2 separate regions of the Homo sapiens genome follow, and region 1 is linked to region 2. A link is a loop called in an ENCODE intact Hi-C map of the cell type or tissue named here. Cell type or tissue: heart right ventricle. All regions are shown on one strand. Each heading gives the region's core, and the rest is flanking DNA. Links, peaks and the distances in the headings are about the cores only. Region 1 has its middle 300 kb from the start of LINC00470. Region 2 has its middle 230 kb from the start of LINC00470.

Region 1 (11,332 bases), core at 1,852-9,851, 76 kb after region 2:
TAAAATAAAGCGTCAGATGTGACAAGTGACAGGGAATAAGAATGGAAAGGTAGCCAGAGGCCTGATCAGGTAGAAGTTCTCAGTCAGGATAAAGAGCTTGACGTTTTTTCTTTTGTGGTAGGATGTGACTGCTGGATTTTGAAGTGTGTGTGTTTGTGTGTGTGTGGTGACATAATCAGATTTATATTTATACATGCATCACTACAGCTACTATCTGGAAAACAGACATTTTGTGAACAGGAGACAAAGCCTATTGAAAAGCTTCTGCAGCCGTCCAGGCAAGAGATACAGGTTCCTCCTTATAGGAGGGCAGTTGTGTTACAGGCAAGAAAAAGCAATTGAATTCAGGTATAATTTGAAGGTAAAATGTAGGAATTCTTGGGTTCTTGAGAGGTGTTTGAGAAGTGGCTCTTGGTGATTTGCTCAGCTCATTCAACCTCAAGAGACCACTTCTGCACAACTACCTGACATACTCAAAGTTAAAAGTTGGCAACTCTCTTCATGTTTATTATTGCACTTAATTGTTACAACAGCTCTATTTGGTAGGTGTCATTAACCACCATGCAAATTAATTAATATTACATATTATGGACTTTGTAGGTGACTTGATGAATCAAAACAAGAGACATTAAATTTACAGATTTACAGATGCCAAGGAAATGCTGCATTCTTTTTTTTTTTTTTTTTGAGACGGAGTTTCACTCTTGCTGCCCAGGCTGGAGTGCAATGGCACAATCTTGTCTCACCACAACCTCTGCCTCCCAGGTTCAAGTGATTCTCTTGCCTCAGCCTCCCAAATAGCTGGGATTACAGGCATGCACCACCACGCCCGGCTAATTTTGTATTTTTAGTAGAGACAGGGTTTCTCCACGTCGGTCAGGCTGGTCTCGATCTCCCGAACTCAGGTAATCTGCCTGCCTCGGCCTCCCAAAGTGCTGGGATTACAGGCGTGAGCCACCGCACCTGGCCTGCATTCATTTTTTATCATTTATCTTTGTTTGACTTGATTGCAGCTTGGAGTTAAATTGTTTTGAGAAATTCGTAAGGCAACGTACATATATTTAGTTTAACTTCAGAACATTCTATACAGTTTCATTCCAAGAGAAATTAAAGAGACAAATTTGGGTCTACATAAAACCTCACAAAATGTTTTCTGCTCACAGAAAGACACTGGTTTCCTTTCACGGTTAAACATTTTTGTGGGTGCAGACAGTTCTTAATCCCGCCTTCAGATTGTAGGACCTATCAAAAATAGAATATTTGTAGTTGAAGAAAGAAATCTTGATTTGAAATTACTTTTACTTTTGGAATCTTTTCCTGCATTTAACACGTAAATTTTGGCAAAAAGCAGTGACTGTCATTGGCTTTCATCCACGTTTCCTCGAGCACTAGCCTCTCTTCTGGCTGGGCTAAAGAGCAATTAAAAGCATCCTGAGAGATTCATCAAAATGGTGTTGGAGTGAGACAGGGCTCAAGGGGTTGAGAAGTCAGAGTATCGGAGGACTGTTCTTGTAAATATTAAAATAACTCAACATCCTGTCATGAAAAGTGTGATGAGGAGATCGTGACCCAGGTCTTTAAAACATCAATAACAGAAAGGAAATGACAAGGAGTTCAGTAAAAGCCAGTAATGATGAGGGAGCAAAGTGTTAAATGTTAATGGAATGGATCTCAAGTAGTGAAACCTTCTAGAGGAGTAACGGAGAGGTAATGACGCGTGTAGCGCCTGTGGAAAGCAGGAAGTTGCCCACTTCACATGCCAGGTGTGAGCTTTTAAGAATGTGTGAAAATAAATACCTTCTGCTTGATGGCAAGTGCTCACAGGGGATTTGCTGGCATTCAGTTAGGGCAAGGAAGTGGAGGGAACTTCCAGTGAAAGGGTTGGGGATGAAGGAGGGTGTGCTGTTGCTGGAGTAAGAAATTCAGAGGATGCAGTGCAAAGTTGTTATTATTCTCATTTACCACCTTGAGGTAAACTGAAGCTCAGAAATAATCATTAATCTGAGTCACAGCACTTCTAGGTGGCAGCAGAATTTGGCTCTTTATACAATTTTGTGGCTCCAAAACCTGTTCTCGTTACAGGGATATAAATTGAACTCAAAGTAAAGTTGGAGAAATGCTGTCACTTAACATGCTTTAGCCAGCAAATCATTGCAACACAGACACTTCACAATGGTTTTTATGTATTATGATATAGAGATGGGTTCTCTAGCCACTTGTGAAAGGCTTCAGTGTGCTAATAGATTTGTTCCCTGTCTCTTTAAAAATTTTGTTGAAGTGCTGGTCAGGGCTAACTTTGGCTTTTGATAGTCTTTAGTACGTGCTTCAGAACAGGCCTAAGAGAAAGCAGGGAAAAATAGATTGACTTGGTTGTTTAATAATGTTTGACCAATTCTTAATGTTGTTAAAGGCCAGCTATGCATCCAGCTATAAACTACGCTATGTAAAGCCATGAAAAATACAGTTTCCTATCATTAGTGTCTTTCCTTCATCAGTTTTCATTTTTCAATTTTGCTCTTCCTATTCAACCACAAAATTACATTTCTGTTAATTCTCACCAGAGTATACAATCTGCATTTTTTCTCTTTTCTTTTTCCAAAGTTTATCTGGTCAAAGGGTGATTGATGGAGTGGGTGGGGTTGTCTTAGCAACAAGCCTATGCAACAGTAAGTAGAAATCCCTATGAACTCTGGAGCAAAGGGTTTTTATGGTTCAGAATATAAATTACATTTTAAAACACATTTTGATCTCTTCCTCTAACTATTAGAAAAGAAGAAATAATCTATATAGTAGTTCCATGTTTAAATAACTTCTTTTCTAGCTAGCAGAGTGGAGAAAGCTTAAAAACAATACCTGATGAGACGGATCATGCTAAAAGCCTCAATTTACTCCAAAGGGTCCCAAAACAACTTAAAATGTGGATGCATCAAGAGGCAAGTGAGGGTGGCTGAGGCTTGGATTTCAAATCTAAGTGAGGGTAGGCTGTCTACAGTGAAGATGAAGCGTCAGATCACCGTCTCATTAAGCAAGCAGCCTAATGGCGCTCTTTCTTCCACCCCCGAAGGTGGCAGATGTCTATTCTCTGGGGAAGTTAAACTCAAGATACTTAGAGGGTAGGGCTGAGGTTGATTGAAGATGCTGGGATTCGGAGAAAATAGGCACATGAATCATGAGACTCTCAAACCCATTCCTCCAAGAACCGGGGCCATCAGGACTATGTATGCCCTTTCAGTCACCAAAGCAAAAACGTGGAAGATTATTTTCTGGAAAGACTGCTCTAGAGAAAGATATTTCTTACTTCTGACATTTGGAGTTGCCTAAGGAGAGAAGTGACTCTGTTAGATCACTTTACAATGCTGTTTATCAACTGGAAAGTCCTGGCCCTGCACCTGGATCTCCCATGGAGTCTTTAATTCAAAGGAGCATTTGAAGGCAAGGGTCACAAGCTATTTCAACAAGTCTCTAAAATCAGGGCCAAAGCCCAAAATAAACAGGAAAAGAATTATTTAGAGCAAGAAGATAAATAGCCCAAAGCAAGCTTTATGAAAACTATTATTAACAAGCATAATTTGAAAGAATAGCACATCTTTGAAATGAGAATATATGTGATTTAAAAAAAAACTCATGGGAATTAAAATGATGAAGCCAAAATTTTAAAAATTTTAATAGAAGGCATTAGAATATTTTCAATATAATTCTCCTGAAATTAGAACAAAAACACAATGAAAGGGTTGATAGAAAGAAAAAGATAAAAATAAATTAAATATTTCTTAGAAGGTATAGAAACTTCATAATGGGAGTTCCATAAAGAGAGAATGGGAAGAAATGGAGATAATGCAGTTTTTGAATAAAGTAATAAACTATTCCATAATGAAAGAAGAGCAGTTTTCAAATTTAAATGGTCCATTTTTTGTTGAAATCAATGAATGCAATAAGATACCCATCAAACCACTTTATTCTGAGACTTTAGAATTAGAAAAGAACAGATTTTAAAATCTCCCAGAAAGAAAAGACAGCATACAGTTAAACAAATGGAAATAAGAACAGTACATAGCAATATACTGTAGTTAAATCTGGAGAAAAACTGCAAGGAATTAAAACTGAGGACCAGGGTCTAGTCCTAGTCAGATTCCTAACCTCTCTATGCTCCTTTTTATTAAATGTAATATGCAGATAGTAATACCACCTACCTCACAGTGTTGTTGAAAGAATTAAATGAGAAAATGCACAGCATGAACATTCAATTAAAATTAGCTGTTTTTATAATGATAATATGATTACCATACTTATCAATAAGCATTCCCAACTAGAAAGAATTGTCTTGAAAACATAGTCATATCATCATAATGAAAACGTAGAAAACACTTAAGTGTCTAATAAGAGTGAAAAGGTTAAAGGAATGATATCAGGGAGGAATATTATGTAGCCAATAAAATCAGCAATATCAAAAAGTATTGAATGATATGGGAAACTTCTGATATGTTAAATGAAATTTGCAAAAGATGGAATTATACAGTATAAGACAAATGTTTAAAAGCACAGACATTTAGTAAGAAATGGCACTACATTTGTTAATAGTATTTTTCCCTAGGTGTTGGAATTATGGTAGATTTAATTTCTGTATTTTTATAAAACACTAAAGTATTGTTTTTAGAATTAGAACTGGATAATAAACATTATTAAATCTGTAGGCGGCAGATAAAGACAGTAAGTTATAAACATGTTTTGTTCTATGTGTTATTATATTCCATGTAACAATCATTGCCTTATGTTTATTAATTTGCTTATGCCACAAGCAAGACACAAATTTTCATAAAAGATTGATACTTGGGCCACCCACTGCTTGGGCACCTCCAATTGTATTCCTCCAGGAGAAGAAAGACTGGCTGGTTTTCCACCAGAATAAGCCAGCTCTAGGACTGCTTGAGACAGAACCAAGCCCTCCTCTTTAAGGCAAAGGGGGAATTTCTGGAACAGAGAGGGAGATGTGCCCATCCCACTCAGACTCATGGACAATGTGGGCCAGGTAGTATAATATAGTTCAAAGACAAAGCTTTCTATTCTAACAATTAACAATTTTCTGGAACTAGCAAAGTCAACTCTCTGGTTATTGTCAAGTCTGTTGAGTCCCTAACTGCCATTAAATAGTTATTTTTAAAACGTGGTGTTCAAATAGGTTTGGTAAACACCAGGCTTCATTACTACACCACTTCTAGGCATGCTTCGTTTGCTAAAGGGTTTTGTACATTTTTGAGATGGAAATATGATTTGCAGATTTTCCAAAATTTAATTGACTCCTGGACCCAAATTTTTGTAATACATTTTTGTTGCACACAAGATATTTAGGAAATTATGGCCTTGGTATTCCCAGTAGAACTCTAAGCCTAGATTTCCATAAGGAAAAGAGTTTATCCTAAAATTTATCTATCAGCCCTTCTTGAAGTGGCTGGCACTCAGAGCTGCATTAGAGTAGGTATAGGAATATTAGGCTTGCCCAAGATAAAATTTGGAGAATGAGGGAATGATTGAGTTGGGTGGACTTAGTGTACAGAATTAGCGGCCACCTCTCAAGAAGTCATCAGACTCTAGCAAAGAAGCCAAAGGGAAGAAACACTCAGGAGGCAAGGCTAACAAGAAGAGAACTGCTAACTGTAGAACTCTTTGGAATTGCCCTTGACAAAGGTATTGAAATATCCAGATGAATGGTTCCATTTTCTTTCCTATGGTATCTAATCTGCTAACTGAGATTATGAATTCATTATCTCTATGTCTTATACGACTACGGTAGTATTTATTTATTTATTTAAAGAACAGTAAGCTCTTACTAAATGATTAATTAAATCTATTTTCAACTATACTCCTATCTCATGTTGAAAGAGTACTAAGAATATAATCAAATATATTCTATTCATAAATGGCCTTAATTTCTGCACAATAAATTAAATTCCCATCAATGTGATTTACATTTGAAGAGTTTTAAGCTTTAACTAACACATGTAGCTCCTCATGAAAAGTGAAAACTTCTCTCTGACATCTAATTTGAAATATTACCTGGCTATGTTGATAAACATTCTCTTTGTTTTCAAGCTCTCTCTAGGTAGTATATCTGGGCAGGAAAAGAAAGAGCTCCATTCATTGAAGCTTCCTCTCTTTCACTAAATTTAATTGGTTTAGAACCATTGTTTTATCCAAATGCAATGTTAACAAATGGACACGTGTAAGCAATAAAAAAGCAGGGTTTTATTCTGAGATTCAGTTATATTCAGTAGGACAGTCAATTCTCTCATTCATATGACTTTATCCAGGAGCTAGTTATTGCAGATGTAGTTATTCCTGAAGGAGAGACAATAACTATATTTAAGGATACCGTATTATCAGAACAGCACGCATGGGCTACATCAGCATGCCAGCGTTGTCCTTCACCTTCTACCCAAGCTCTGTCATATTCTATTCAAAAATGTCACTCAGGCAACCAGCAGGGGGAGGCTTGGAACATAATATAAACAGCGGCTGATATGAAGTATGATTTAGGATCAAACATTTGGGATACATTTACAGTAGGGATATGTGCAAGAAAAGAGGCGCTCCTTCACACCCAGCCAGGAAGCGTATCAGTTTATCCCGTGGAACTTAGCACAAACTTCTCTCCTAGCTCTGTAGACTCGGCGCCCCCTAGGGGTTAGTCGCAAATGCAAAGTTGCACATGCATCCCCTTCTGGCCACATCCCCAGCTCCATCAGAAAGAACTACTTCATTCTACAGTGCAGACCATATACATACATATTCATTCTTACTTTGAAGGATACTGTTTTGGTTCATAAACCACATAGATGCCACTTCTCCTGAATGTATAGCCCCTAAGCCCAGGCCATGTTGCTTTTAAGAATCAACCTTAGTAATACGTGTTTCCTTTATGTTGGCTGACATATTTGATCGCAAGTTGAGTTCTATATAATGTCAGTGTATACCTATAATAGACTCCTAGACCCCTCTTTACAGACAGCCCCTGGACTTTGCTTAGCAAAACAAACTTTGCAATTCACACACATCCAAATTCCAGCACTAGCACTGACTAATTAGGGGACGTTGAACAAGTTATTTAACCTGAGTCTTATTTTCTCAAATCTTTAAAATATACAGAGTCAATAATCACCTGTTAATGATACTATATATTTATAAAAATAAAATTACCTATGTAAAGTCCTAGACACATAATACATATTCAATAAATAGTAATAATTCGTATTTTAAAGTCTTCGGAAAAAAAGAACAAAATGCATTAGCAGATCTTTTACACTTCATTAAACATACTATAGTTTTGTAAATAAGGAAATCACCTTTTTGACTTCGCATCCCAAAGTGCCTGGAAAACTGCATACATATTAGCAATTGAAGGTACATATAGCGAATGAATGGAACAAATATCAGTGTTTTAGGACCGGGTTGCCTCCTTTCACTCTTCCTTCCTTGTGGTAGCATTAATGGCAATAGTACCCCTTCTGGGTTCATTGTATTCTTTCAAAAACTGGAGTTTTTAGCAGAACATATGAAGAGATTAAATTCCACTCAGAGTTATTACATTGTTTACTCAGTCACCTTCTAATCACCCTGTTGCTATTTTAGAATGGCCTTGACTGCCCTGTCTCATAAATTCAGAAGGGAAATTAATCACACATTCTTGCTAGGTGAGATCTTTCCCTGACCCTCTCATCACAGTATTCTGTTTGGCATCTATCATCTTAAACGTATGTATTTCTAGTGGAGGCAAAAAAAAAAAAAAATCTTAGACAGTGATAATACTTTGATCAAAAACTGTCAGAAAATTGCTTTACTCCTGAAAGCCACTGTCCTTACCTACTTTCCTCTCTTCCTTAAAGTGGCAGCCATAAAATTATGCCTTGGAGTTCTCATCAACATGGCATATACAAACGTGGCTGTACATAGTACAGGCCTAGCCGGAAAATGGGCTGTTGTCCCGGGTAATGATCCTGGCGTGTACTGTGGAGGCTAACAAGATTTATCCCAACTATTGATAGCTATATTCTTTTGCTCTTTTATACAAAAATGGGTGATACTTTTGAAATAAGTAGAGAATTATCTTCAGAACAGGTAGCACCAGTGCTCTTCTCAACATTTGTTATCACTAATGATAGAAGCCTTTGGAAGAGCAAAGGGTTACTCTGTATAATATTATTTGCCCATTTGAGCTACCTGGAGATATTTATCACTGTAAATTTTCTACAAAGCATAATTAAAGTATCCCTCAAGAGTTGTATATGTGAAATTAATTATTTAGAACAAGCTGCTACCAGTCTTGGTCACCTGGTAACAGTCTACTGAATGTAAATATCTCATTTTTTACTTAATACTTTTCCATCTGCCTCACCAGTGCCTAGCACTGTGGCTTAGAATTGTGGCCAAGACTACATAAAGATCACATCTTGCATAGAGACGGGTTGTACCTCTCAATGTCAGGAAAGAATGTGTTTGTCCGGACACCAACAGCCTGTAAGTTTAAACTGAAGGCAAGATAATGAGGGAGAAGAATGTGCAGGATAGCTAGAATGGGGAACAGGGAATCACGTGGGAACTGATGGTGAGTGAGAACCAGAGGAGAGAGAAACTGCCTCCAATGCTCAGGTACTGATAAGCAGCACACAAGTAAGAAGAAAAGCACATTTTACTTTACAATAGAGTTACTGTGAGAGCTATCTATGGGACTATGAGGAGAAGCATCAGGGCTGAAAGGCCATGTCCTGCTTAAGTTGAATGACGCCCATGGTTCAGCACAAAAGACAAGAAAAACAGCAGTATGTAATTGTAGGCATTTACCTAGATGGTGCACAATAGAAAACTACTATAGGTTGAAAATGTAGGCGTAATGAGAGATTCCAATTGTATTGAATGATTTTAAATGTCAATTCTTTTCATTAAAAACAGTCCATCTGATATCATATGTCACCCATCTATCTTACATCCTTAGAAGTTAAAGGAGGCAATTAAAAGAAGTATTGTTCCAGATTTTATCATGACTGACAAAGCCAAATTGCAAGCCTAGTTGTGAGAAAAGTGAAGAAGCCTTTTTGTAATCCTTTCCCAGGATCAGAAAATCTGGAAATTACCTCAGATTAAATGAAAACATATTTTTAATTGCTCACAGATTTTTATGAACTTCATTTGGGCTGAAATGCACAGCTCTAGTTCTTTAATTTGGCATACTGTTCTATTGCACTGTATGAGTGCCACGATTTCTTATTTTGCTTCTTGTTTGACATCTAAGTTTTCTCCAAATATGTGTCTATGTAATGCAGAACATGCCTCCATGTTTACACATGCAAGAGATGCCCTACACTCCAGCAGTAGAATTCTTAGATCCTAAGCTGTGTGTATTTGTATTTCTAGAGATTGCTAGATTGTTCTCCATAGCTATGTCCTATCAGGAAAGCATGAGAAGTTTCATTATTCTATACTGTCATCAACACGTGGTCTGTCTGATGGTTTCAGTTTTACTAATCTAATGGTTTAATCTTTTATTTTACAGATTTCTAATGAGATTGAACATGTTTATATGTGTTGATTACATATGTTCCCCTGTGTGTGCATCACATGGTCACATCTTTTGCCCATTTTCTCTTGAATAGATTTTGTGTTTCTTATTTGTTTTGTAGAAATTCTTAATGTATTCCACTTAGTATTCTATTGTTAGCTATATGGGTAACAAATATCTTCTTTCAACATGTGACCTTTTTTAAAATGTAGTCTTTTTTGTGAATGAACATAATATATTGATAAGCTATCTAACTGTTCAATACTATATTTGGAAATCATGGAGAAGTATGTCGTGAGAGTAAAATGAGAGACAAAAATAAGAGCTAGAAATAATGAGATAATGTTAAAATATTCATTTTTATTGTTATCGTTGCCCTTGTTCATTTGTTTTGTTACAGTATAATTAATTTAGCTATTATAAAAATAATGCTGTGTAACTAACTAAATGGCTTACAAAGATGAGCATTCATTCTCACACCTATAGGTCTGCAGCCCAGCTAAGGTTTTGCTAATCTTGGCTGGGGCTGGCTGATAAACTGCTTCAGTCTGTGGTCCAGTTGGCTTTGGCTCCAGACTGAAGGTTAGGTTCAGATCTGCTACATATCATTTTAGGATCAGCAGTTATTTGAAGCACAAACCCATAGAAATGGCAGAAGCCAAGGGGCAAACCGAAATGTTCAAACACATTTTAAAGACTCTGCTCAGATAACTTCCTACTCACATTCCTTTAGCCAAAACCAGTCACATGGCTAATTCCAAAGAGGAGTAGGGAATTGTAGTCTGACTCAAAGGGAAAGAAGAGGTAAGTGAATACATATTCACCAGAAAAAAATGCATCATAACTGAACATAGCATACATGTCCCAAAATAGTGTTGAAAGAATTCTATTTTAAAAAATCTTTTAAAAGGCATATTTGGATGGTAATAGAGATGTCCACACTCAATATTAAAGTTTGCCATAATCATTCACAGAAGAGAATGAAGTGAAAAGAGGGAATGTAATTAATGATGTCCATTTACAGTGAGGTTGTTAGGATCTTTCTGATAGATATTGTGTGGAAATAGATGGATTTTTCTCCTTTCCCAATATTATTTGCCCATTTGAGCTACCTGGAGATATTTATCACTGTAAATTTTCTTACAAAGCATAATTAAGCTATCCCTCAAGAGTTGTATATGTGAAATTAATTTTTTAGAACAAGCTGCTGCCAGTCTTCGTCACCTAGTAACAGTCTACTGAATGTAAATATCTCACCCTGTACTTAATACTTTTCCATCTGCCTTGCCAGTGCCTAGCAAGCACTGTGACTTAGATGACAGGGTTATCAGGGGATACAAATAGCATGAATCCTGAAGTCATTCGTACTGCCTCTTTGTAGAGCTGTCAATGGCTTTATTTCCTCTGTTCATTTACTTGGACATTGCTTTAGGATCTCGAGGGCTTTATATTCAGCAAGAGCTGCTCCGATCTAAATGAAATGGCCAAGCTTTGCTTTTACATTAGATTCTACATGTTTATTTTGGTTTCTAATATTTTAATAAAAATAATATATAAGGTAGAGAAAAACACTAAAAAACACTAAATAAGGATTAAAAAAACTAACCCATTTGTATATGTGTGTGTATATATTTGTATATATATGTGTATATATGTATGCGTATATAATATTTCATAAATATTGTTGAACACTGTTTTCTTTAAATTTGCTTTCCTTATGAATTAATCAGTTGGTTGAAGGCTTTTCAAGTCATCATTGAATTCAAATTTTTTAAAATCTCATCT
Region 2 (11,332 bases), core at 2,232-10,231:
GGAGGATGAAAAAAAATGAAGATATTTATTAGTTTATAAGGGTGATTCCTTCATAGGCAGGCCATTTTGCCGCTTGCCAAAGACACACTGGGGATGGGGAAGGGAGGGAGATATGCAGTCCATCTTTGGGTCATGCAGCTTCCTAATCTCACTGCTAAGACCTCTTACCTGATTTGTTCAGTCCTGCTCCCCTCTTTCGGGGCTAAACAGGTCCTAAGCATGAGGATTCCTAAAAATCCCTATCCAAAGTTTGTCATTCAATTCAGTGCTTACTTTTCACTGAATTTGTGCTTCAGTCCTAGCAATCAGTCTTTTGTTGTATGACGAAGCTCGCAGTTTATATTGCAGTTCTGGTAAAAAGATCAGTGTCTTACTCCTCAATGTTTGATGCTGTCATTTGGCCGCTTGAATATATTCCAGTGCTTCCAAAAATAGGCCCTAAAATATTGGCACAAGTTCTTCCGGGGCTAATTCTATTCCGAATTTTAGCAGTTTTGGTGTGTAGATTCTATTGCTATTCCTTTCTGATGCTGAGTCCCCTTCTACTTGGTTTTACTGCTGCCTATGCTTCCATATCCATAATGGTATTCTCCCCTAAAATCTGTGTTTATTCTCCAGCTAATAGCTATGCTACCCAAACGCAAATTATTTACTCTCCCTGAGATTCAGTTTCTGCAATTATCAAATAAGTGAGTTGAAAAGCAAGATTCCTAGCACTGTTATGACCTTTCCTGACTCTGCATATGTAGAAAGTGCATTCTTGTAGCTGTTGCTAAAAGGACCTGTTTCAGAGTTCAATAATGCTATTTTGCTACTCTGTTCCAAACTGGCATTACTCAAAACTATAAATGCATTAGTTTTCTACTGCTACATAATAAATGATAAGCTTAGCTGCTTCAGACAACATACATTTTCTGTGAGTTAGAAGTCTAGGCACAGGTTCTGAGTCATTTGCTCAAGGTCTCACAGAATTGCAATCTAAGTGTGGGCTGGAAGTGCAGTATCATGAGTTTTGAGGTCTTCTTCCACAGTCACTGCTTGATCAAAAAAATTAGTCTCGTGGGTATAGGACTGAAGTCCTCACCCCCAAAAGATTGTGTACTCTTCCCTGCCATGTGACCTATCTTCAGCCAGCTATAGTTTGCTTTTTTCAAGGGCAAGAAACAAGCATCTTGGCTATTTCTTTCATTTCTGACCTATAGACCCTCTTTTAAAGGGCTCACCTGATTGGGTCAAGCCCAATCAAGATAATCTCTCTTTTGATTAACACAACATCAACTGATCTGGGAACTTGATTACATTTGCAAAATCCTTTCACTTTTGCCATATAATGTCACATGATCAACGGAGAGCTCACCCATAAAATTCAGAGTGAACACTCCAAGGTTGGCATATATTTTATGGAGAGAGAATTTTGGGCTATCTTATAATTCTGCCTACCAAAATAATCCTATTCACATTGGAAAAAAGATAATTTTTTTCAGTTTTTTACACAAAGAGTATCATCCACTGTTTATCATTTAACAAGTGAAATAAACTTCTGTCAAGTATCTAATGTCAATTAATATTTATACGTATTGTTGGAGCATTGTCTGTACTGTAGAATATCTTCCACAAGCACAGGAAAGTAAAATGTCACCATGGTTACAAATCTGTTTCAAAGAATTTGTTATGTAACATGTAGCTATAGGATTTTATGAGGCAGGTTTCTTCTAATGGTTAACCATAAGCTTAAAATAATAACTGCACACACTCCCAGATGATTAGCTTATGGCAATAACTCAACCAATAATACCGTTGTTACTGGTTAGAGGACATTTGTCTGCTACACACAGAGCATTCTGTAGGGTTCATGTTAGGTGAGAAGGGAGTGGTTTGCTCCTTCCCTGTGTCATTGGACCTCATCCCCTGATGCTTGATCTGTTGAGACTCATTCTTCCAACAGACATTCTCTGAGGTCCTCCTATGAGGGAGGCACTGCATTAGGCACTGATGGTATTAAAGTGAACGTGACCACATATATCTTTAAAGAGCAAAATCTACAGGGAAAAGATGTAAACCCAACGTTAGAATGCAATATGAAATTGATGTAAGAGAGATACATTCAAAGCTTATAGAAGCAGGGAGAAAATTCTGTAAGCTCTGAGCAGTGTTGAACCACAAGGAAAGACTTCACAGAAAAGGTCACATTTAAACTCATTCTTAAAGAATGAGCAAAAGCTCATATGTAATCTAAAGTCATGGGGACTTTAGGTTGAGGGAAGAATTTCAGTAGGACACAAGGACATTTGATGAATGTTCCAGATGACACGTAGTTTTGGCTGGGGTGAAATAATGAAGACCCCCCATCTCATTTGCCACTGGGGCATATACACCAAATAAGTGCGGTTTTTGCTTTGTTTTTGTTTATTTGATATGGTATTCCTGCTTTATATATGTATCATATCCATCTTCCCATAGTTCTGCTTGTGGAAACTCCTTGTTCTGTCCTCAGATGCTCATTGTTCACAAGTAAGTCCTCAACCTTTCAACTCGTCGTTTCAGGCTCACCATAATCCATTTCCAAAATTCTTTTTCAATTTTTATACTGTGATCAGTTTCCCCCTTTCTTAAAACTCTTCATTTCACGTAGAATAAAACCCATATACCTCAACATGGCCTTGAAGGTTCAACATGCTCTAGCTTCTGCCTCTTGGACCCAATCTCATGACACGTGTGCTTCAGCTCCAGCTTCAGGCTTCTGGAAAGCATCGACCTGCTTCAGGAATGGCCATCTATTGACCACCTTCCTCTGGTTGAAATACTCTTCCCCAGGGTTGTCGTGGGACTGGAGCCATCCACTGGGCAGGACTCAACATAACCACCAACTCCTTGGAGAGTGCTTCCTTGATTCTGCATTGCTATTAGTCCTCCCTGCACATCATGCTTGGCCATTTCACTCTACTTATTTTTTCCTTAGTGCTCCTCACATCATAAAGTTGTCCTTTCCATAATTTTCATTTTACATTTTTATCTGTTCTTGTCAAAATGTAAACTCCTTGGCTGTGCTCCCTACCATATCTCCGGAGCCCACAACAATGCCTACCTGGCAAGAAGTAGACAATACATTTGTGTTAAACAAGTGAATGAGAAAAGCATGACTCTTATCTCCCCTCATTGGTCATGTCTGTTGCTCTTTTGCAAATGTCCTCAGTTAATGCCTAGAAAAGTCACTATTTTCTCATTGGTTTCCTTATATTGTTCCCTTGCATTGCCTTCTATATTATTATATTTTCTCTCTGATCATTCAAGTTAACCGGAAATTATGATATATGCATATTACATGTTCTTAGCTCCCACAACAACTTTGTGCATTTTTATACATAATGGACACCTCCTAATATGTATCTTCTATTGAATTGTCCGTATTTGGGTAATCACTAATTTGATTATTGGCAAAAGAATGTTTTCTAGAGTATATGAAGGATTACTGTCTGCTCTCCTTTGCCTTGCAGCAGGCACTGTTGAAAAGGCTGCATATCATGCTGCTTGTTGGTGTTTCTCCTTCAGGAACAATTTTGCACTATATATCACAGAACATCTAAGAAGAATTAGTAAAGTTCAACTTAGATACAATTTATAGCACATCAAGTCTAAGAGTAGAATTGTAGAATTGGGAGCCACACTGTGACCTGAAAGCAATTTTTATTGATTCAACTAGGTTTTAATAACATCAATCAAGATGTACTCTGACAGCCACTTGATATTTTTTGGCTATGGTGAGAATTTCACTGACATATTTAGACTCTTTCCTCATCTGTCTCCTTGTCTACTGTCCTCTCTCTACTATCAAAATCCATTTATGGCCAGATCTATTGACTCAGGGGCACTGGCCTCTTCATAAATATGGTAGAAAAAGAGAAGGTTTTTCAGGCTGCCTTTGCCTCTTTATTTCATGGTGCTAGGCATGGTAATACAAAAGCAGTTGCCCTGTTCTTTGATAAAAAATGTATCTGATCTTAACCATATAAGATTTAAATATTCCTTTAAAAATGTAAAAGCGTGAGGCACAGTTTTATGGTGAAAACTTTTCAGGTAGTTTTTTACTGTTTTTTACTGTAAGAGAAGGACATTTTGGAACTGGAATCCACTCAGATTTAATTGCAATTCTGCTGAATTTTTAAGAAGTCATTAATTGTGCTTATGCAAATTCACTTTCTTCTTCCCTACTTTTGCCAAATGAACCATACAAATCGCTAATGAATACAAGGGGGAAAATGTCTAGCAAAGAAACAGAGTGCTTTCCTTTATTTTTTTACATTGTTATTTTGCCTCCTTCTGTATACTTTTTCTAAGCCCCTCAGATAAAAATTGTTTCTTTGTTTATAAATCTGATGTAATTTTCATATACTTCTCACTTGTATTCTTGTTAGTTGTATGGCTCTATCTTTTACTAATTTGGAATGGTTTTTTCATTCATCTTTTTAGTAATGACTATGTCAGTTACTGAATTATAACAGGAACTTAATGCCCATTGAACTAAGCATAGTATGTTGATAGTATGCTCAGATCTTACAAAAATATTTGTTGGACATCTATTATGTGCAGGCACTATATGTATTTGGTGTATAAAAATGAATATAAGACATTATCACAGCTGCTAACTTAGAAGAAAGTACATGTAGGGATTTAAGTCGAGACTGTATTTTGATTGGCTTATGGAACTATTAAATGGTAGAAATAAAATCCAAACTTAGAATTTTCATGTGTTTTTACATTTTGAAGCAACAACTGTAAATATCACTTCTTCCATGGTAAATCAGCTACTTTTTGTTTTTGCTGAAGGAGCAAGAATACCTTTAGCAGTATTTTGGAAAATTATAATTGAGTTTGGTCATGCAAGCACTTAGAAAAAAGTTTTGCCAAATAATTGTATGACTACTAAAAGGGTTTGTGATATGGCACGGGCTATGATCAGCAATATACCCTCATCGCGTTCATTTCTTAAATGAATTTGAATAAAGTAATTTAACCTTAAATAATTTATTATTTGAGGTAATTATATAATAATTTCCACTTTCCAGAATTGTAAACCAAGGCTTAGCTAAAGATATAGAATAACTTTCCCAAGGTCACGACATAAATGGAGCAGAGATTTGAACTACCATCTACTCTTCTGTTATTACCTTTAACCAGCTTGCTTTTCGGCCAGATAAATGAGTGCGTGGTAAGTTCCTGCCCAATGTTCCGTCAAGTTAAGTGCGGGATTGAGCCTTCAGCACTACATCAATACATTTGAATTTTCTTCAAATTATCACTAGGTGGCAGTGTATCAAACCTTAATTCAGAATGTTAAAGCTTACGCGTTAGTAGTGTATTGAAATTTGTCTCAGATGTAAACTGTAAAAAGTGATTGGTAGATGTTCAGATGAAAATTAAACTGAGGACAATATTTTTATAATGCCATTTGAAGTTTAAATTCTAGACAGTATGCTTTTGGATATATGCTTTTCTTCTGTAGCCCTTTTATTTGAAGAGACAGGCCATATATCAATTTTGATATTTTCTTATTTTCTATATGATACATAAATAAGTATGGTTTATATTAAAATGTAATTTTTTGATCTGAAATTTGCAGTATGGTTCATATATGAAGGTGCTTTGACAGGTTATGACAGTTTTGGCTTTTATGAGTCAGAATAGAATTCCTCTAATGACATAAGTAATGCAATACAATTATGAGCATTATTATAGGGTCTTTTAAAAATGAACACTGTTTAAATGCTCTACATAAATTTACATTTGAAATAAGGTGCATTATTATGTGTATCTATTAATATTACTTTCAGTTCCTAATTGTCTTTTTCAGTTAATAATACCCTTTTTTAACCAAAATAGTTGATTACTTCTGTTTAAGAGGCACAATACTGTAATTCTGATGTTTCAGATAGATTGACACAAAATAAACCAGAGATGGCATTTAGAATTTTATATGCCTTAAGTGCAATTTTTAATTAAGGTTTTCTCTTCTCATTGCTGGATTTTCTAATTATATTCAAATAATAATGAGGAAGACCTTTCTAAGGAAGCCAAAACAATATGCACATCTATACTCTTAAAGGTACTAATCAAAGACTATGGGGCATAATAATTTGGCTCGGCTCTGACATTCAGAATTAGTTCCCTTGTTCCTCAATTCCTCTGTGAGCTTGATTTTTCTCCCCCAAAACATATCAGAAGTCATTGTTCATCTTATTCATACTCCACTCTGCCTAGAGCTGACTATAAAGTAGGATTACAGAATTTTAAAGGTGATTCTGAATTTAGATTCCTTTCTTTATGCATGAATAAAATAAAATGTAAGTTCTTTTATGATGTCTCCCAAACGTTTTACTCTGTTTTTCTTGGTGTGACAAGATATCTTACATCTTCAAAAAGAAAAACCAAAGAACTCAATTTCCATTGATAGGTAACATAGAAACAAAAATATAGTAGAAATGAATATTTGAATTAATGGAGAAATAATATAATTATTTGGTTATTAAATGTGCATTTGTGAAACAAAAAATTGCCAGTGTTTCTGTGTTTGGGCTTTAAATTCAACCATTACCTCAAAATGTTCTTTTATTGCTTTCTGTAATGCTGCCAATTTGCTGGGAGCAAATTCATCAAATGAATTCAATTTGTTTCGCATTTTATTTTCCTCAATTTTTCTTGTGCATGGAATATTTCTCAAACTTAATTCTATTTGTATATTATGTCTTTGTTGTATTTCTTCTTCCTTTTAAAATTTATTTTTTTCTCCATGCTATCCTTTATAGCCTGATATATTTTGCCCAGAGAAGAGGAATGGGCAGAAAAGAACCAAGAACGCCACATTTCTGCTATCCTGGTGGGCATTACTTATTATTTCAAAATAAGCTAGTCTTTTACCTCAAATTTTCTGGGAGGCTTTTAAATATCCACCTTATCATGGGCAATAGATTCTTCTTTTTCTTTTTCAGTGCCATAGGAGATCAGAAGAAAATTCAATATAAAAAAAAAAAAGACACAAAAATCACCTCCTAGTAAAAAAATCTAATGAAATGAGATAATTTGCAAAAAAACTAAATTATAATTTCTACTTCCAGGTTAAATTTTAAGCTTTGTACATAATGAATTCCTGTACTATGTACCATTTTTCTCACAACCATTCACTTCTAAAACTTGGCTACTAAAGGTAAGAGAATCATAATGAGAAACAGTGGCTATTTCTCTGGTGGCTTTTATGAATAAAGGGTGATGATAATTTATTCTTCCAAGAGGCAACAGAGGCATACTGTTCCCTAAGTTTTTCCAAATACTTTTTATCTAAATGGAGAATGTATTTGCTACATCTTATATGTAAGATTACCCTTTTTTTGTTTGTTTGTTTTTTGCGATGGAGTCTCGCACTGTCACGGGGGCTGGAGTGCGGTGGCACCGTCTGGGATTGCTTCAACCTCCACTTCCCAGGTTCAAGCGATTCTCCTGCCTCAGCCTCCCGAGTAGCTGCGACTACAGGCACCCGCCACCACACCTGGCTAATTTTTTGTATTTTTAGTCAAGAGGGGGTTTCACTATGTTGGCCAGGCTGGTCTTGAACTCCAGACCTCGTGATCTGCCTGCCTTAGCCTCCCAAAGTGCTGGAATTACAGGTGTGAGCCACCACGCCCTGCCAAGATTGCCCATATTATTGGCACTTTATGCCATTTTAGATAATAAAGTAAACTGCCATAGACAGCCTTGGTTTTGTGAGTGAAAATACTGCCCAGATTCCTCAAGTTAGACAAGTTGGAGAAAAACATATACTCCTACCACTGAGCTGTGTCTGGACTTTCTACTTTGTTAGCTACTGTCTTTGTTCCTGTGGGGAAATTTGTTTTACTTTTGTGTCAATAATTTCGCTAAGATTATTTGTAGCTGTCTGAACACAAGTTTCATGATTTTCTACTCAGTTTAGTTTATCTTTCTTATAATTTGGATTAAAACTTTAAAATGATGTTATATAGTTTTATTTTCTCATTTATTTTAAAACTTTTATTTCTAAAAGTATTTAAACTTGTTTGAAATAAAGAAAATACTCTTAAAAATTAATTAGCAAGATTTCTGGACATAATAAAACAATAGTGATATTTGAGCCATCAAAAAAAAATCTGACATAAGAGTTACTCGGGAAATGTTTTCTACTTAATAAATTTCAAATCTCTCAGAATTTACTTACTGTACTTTACAACCGTTTTTTCTTTTGAAATTTTCAAATCTAAAGAAATGGTGAGGCTGGGCGCGGTGGCTCATGCCTGTAATCTCAGCACTATGGGAGGCCGTGGTGGGTGGATCATTTGAGGTCAGGAGTTCAAGACCTGCCTGGCCAACATGGTGAAACCTCATCTCTACCAAAAATACAAAAATTAGCTGGGGCGTGGTGACAGGCACCTGTAGTCCTAGCTACTTGGGAGGCTGAGACAGGAAAATCGCTTGAGCCTGGGAGTCAGAGGTTGCGGTGAGCCGAGGTCCCGCCATTGCACTTCAGCCCGGGTGACAGGGTGAGACCCTGTCTCAAAAAAAAAAAAAAAAAAAAGAAAAAAGAAAAGGTAAAATAATTGTATATGAAAACTCATATACACTTCCAGTGAGTTTGACTAATTAGTAACATTTTGCTGTGCTTGCTTTATCTCATTTTATTTATTTATGCATCTGTCATTTTTCATTCTCTCTTTATACAGAGGTATTTGAAATGTTGCTGAGCTATTTGAAAGTGACTTATAGATATCATGACACTTGCTGCGTGCATATTTCAACCATAAGGGATTTGACTACATAAGCACAATACTATCATCACACCTGTAATAATTTCTATTTACTTAATAATATTGAAAGTTCTTTTGTGCTGTCTTTGAGGCACAACATAAGGTACTGCTCTTCTGACTTCCATTACACTAGATTGGTTTTGCCTGTTCATATAAATGGAATCATGTGTGCATATATTATTTTGTCTTTAACTTCTTTCATTTAATATAATGTCTTTGAAGTTTATCTATATTGCTGTACATATGTATGTTTACTAAAAAAAAAGCCAGACAGTTTTATACAGCAGTTGTTCCATCAGCAAAGAGCTTCATTTGGTTCTTATCTTTACCAATATTTAGAGGGGACACTCACTTTTGTAGCCCAGGAAGACCATGAAGAAAGTTTGGCTGCCTTGAAGCCTCTATAGTATGAGAAATTTCAGGCTATGTGGAGAGGCCGTTTGTGGATGTTTTGTTCAGTGACTTCAATGAGCTGAGCCTATGGTCATCCTAAGCCTAGGGGCCAAAGATACCACCCAACAATTCTAGTCTCAGTCATTAGTTGCCCCAGTTGTTCCAGTCTTCCCAGCTGAAGACCAGACATTGTGGAAGAGACATGTCATCCCCATGTGTCTGAATTCTTGAACCGTAGAATCCATGAGTACAATAAAATGATTATTTTTATGCCACTTAGTTTTGAAGTGGTTTGTATGCAGTGGCAGTAACCAGATACCTATATATATTATACTTACATTATTACTCAGTTTGAAATATTTCCTAGTTTTCCATGTGATTTCTTCTTTGGGTCATGGGTTATTTAGAAATATGTTGATAAATGTCATGTATTTGAGGAATCTCTAGGTATCTCATTATTATGCATATCTAACTTAAATATGTTATGTTTGGAGAACAAATTCTGGAAAAGTGCAATGCTTTTAAAATTTATTGAGACTTATTTTGTGGCCTGCATATTTCTTGGTGAATGTTCTACATACACTTGAAAATAATACGTGTTCTGCAATTGCTTCCTACATTATTTTACAAATATCAATTTGTTCAAGTTAGTGGATAAGTGTTACTCATGTCTTTAATCTTCTTGCTGATATTTCAGTCCAGTTGTCGCATCAGCTTCTGAGAGAGAAGAGTTAAAATCACTAAAAATAATTGCAGATTTGTCTCTTTCCCCTTTCAGTTCTGTCAAATTTGCTTCATATTATATATTGAATCCTTATGATCAAGAGCATATGCACGTGTATGCAGAATTTATATGTAGTTTTTCACAAATTTACACTTTCATTATTATAAAATGACCATTATTATCTCAATTAACTATCTTATAGTCTGATTAATTTAGTATTAACAGATTTTTTTTGTAACTATGAAGCAACTTATAATCACCACTTGCATGGTGTATCTTTCCCAATTATTTTACTTTCGATCTGTTTGGGTATTTAATTTTTAAATGTATCTCTTATAAACAGCATCTAGTAGAATCTTTTGTGTTTTTTTAATTCAAACTCACAATCTCTGCCTTTTGTTTAGAATGGTTAGTCCATTTGTATTTAATATAATTACTAATGTGGTTTGGTTTAAATCTGCTATTTGCTATTTGTTTTTTATTGCTCCGCTCTGATCTTTATCCTCACTTTACTGCCCTTTGTGCAAGTTAATCAAGTATTATTCTGGAATTTATATTAAATTCTTGCTGGCTTTTTAGCTTAGCAGAAGACTAACAAAATTGAAGCTCTACCAACAAGTAGATGGAAAATACCTTTAATAAAGGAGACTAGTATTAGAGTCAAAGATTTTTTCCCCCAGAATTTTTGATGTAACGCTTTAAGGTAACTTTTGAAAAATAATAAAGTGAATCCACATATAAAAAATAAATTGAGAAACAGACTTTCTGCTTTCACAAAAATTGACTCAAAATGGATAAAAGACCTAAATGTAAAGCACACAAATTTAAAATTCTTAGAAAATAACATAGGAGAAAATCGAGGTGACAGTGTATTGGTAGTGACTTTTTAGATATAATATAAAAAGTAAAATCTAAAAAGAACAAATTGATGTTAGAGTTTACTAAAACTTCTGCTCTGCAAAATATACTGTTAAGAAATAAGTCACAGACTGAACAAATATGTTTGCAAAAAACATACCTGATAAAGAACTAGTATATAAAATATACAAAGAATTCTTAAAACTCAACTATAAGAAAGCAAACAACTGTATTTTTAAAAATGGGCAAAGGATCTGAACAGATACTTCATCAAAGAATATACATATATGGAAAATACACATATGAAAAGATGCCCAACATCACATATTAGGGAACTGCAAATTATAACAAGATACCACTACATACCTATTAGAATGGCTAAAACTCAGAACAACGACAACACCCAATGCTGGCAAGAATGTGCAGCGACAGGAACTCTGCTGCTAGAGGAACTCATTGCTAGAGGTATTGCAAAATGGTACAGCAACTTTGGAAAACACTTTGGGAGCTTGCTATAAGACCAAGTCTACTCTTACCGTAAGATCTTCAG

The links. A loop is a pair of places that touch in the nucleus more often than their neighbours do. Peaks named below come from ENCODE experiments on the same cell type or tissue, not always from the same donor. Only the 100,000 strongest peaks of a DNase experiment are listed, where the experiment ranks them.
Region 1: a loop joins it to region 2, with 2.0 times the contacts of the local background. A loop is called at or near these places in 11 of 110 quality-filtered maps.

The regions. Positions count from the first base shown.
Region 1 is chr18:1,657,633-1,668,964 of GRCh38, forward strand. No RefSeq gene overlaps it. Among named protein-coding and RNA genes, the nearest start is that of LINC00470, 300 kb to the left of the region's middle. RefSeq lists a silencer at 6,436-6,730. In heart right ventricle, for the core only: a CTCF peak has its summit at 6,643 (motif pointing left); a DNase peak (open chromatin) is centred at 6,659; H3K27ac peaks cover 2,593 bases.
Region 2 is chr18:1,580,784-1,592,115 of GRCh38, forward strand. No RefSeq gene overlaps it. Among named protein-coding and RNA genes, the nearest start is that of LINC00470, 230 kb to the left of the region's middle. In heart right ventricle, for the core only: a CTCF peak has its summit at 5,289 (motif pointing right); no DNase peak of the experiment used is centred there; H3K27me3 peaks cover 268 bases.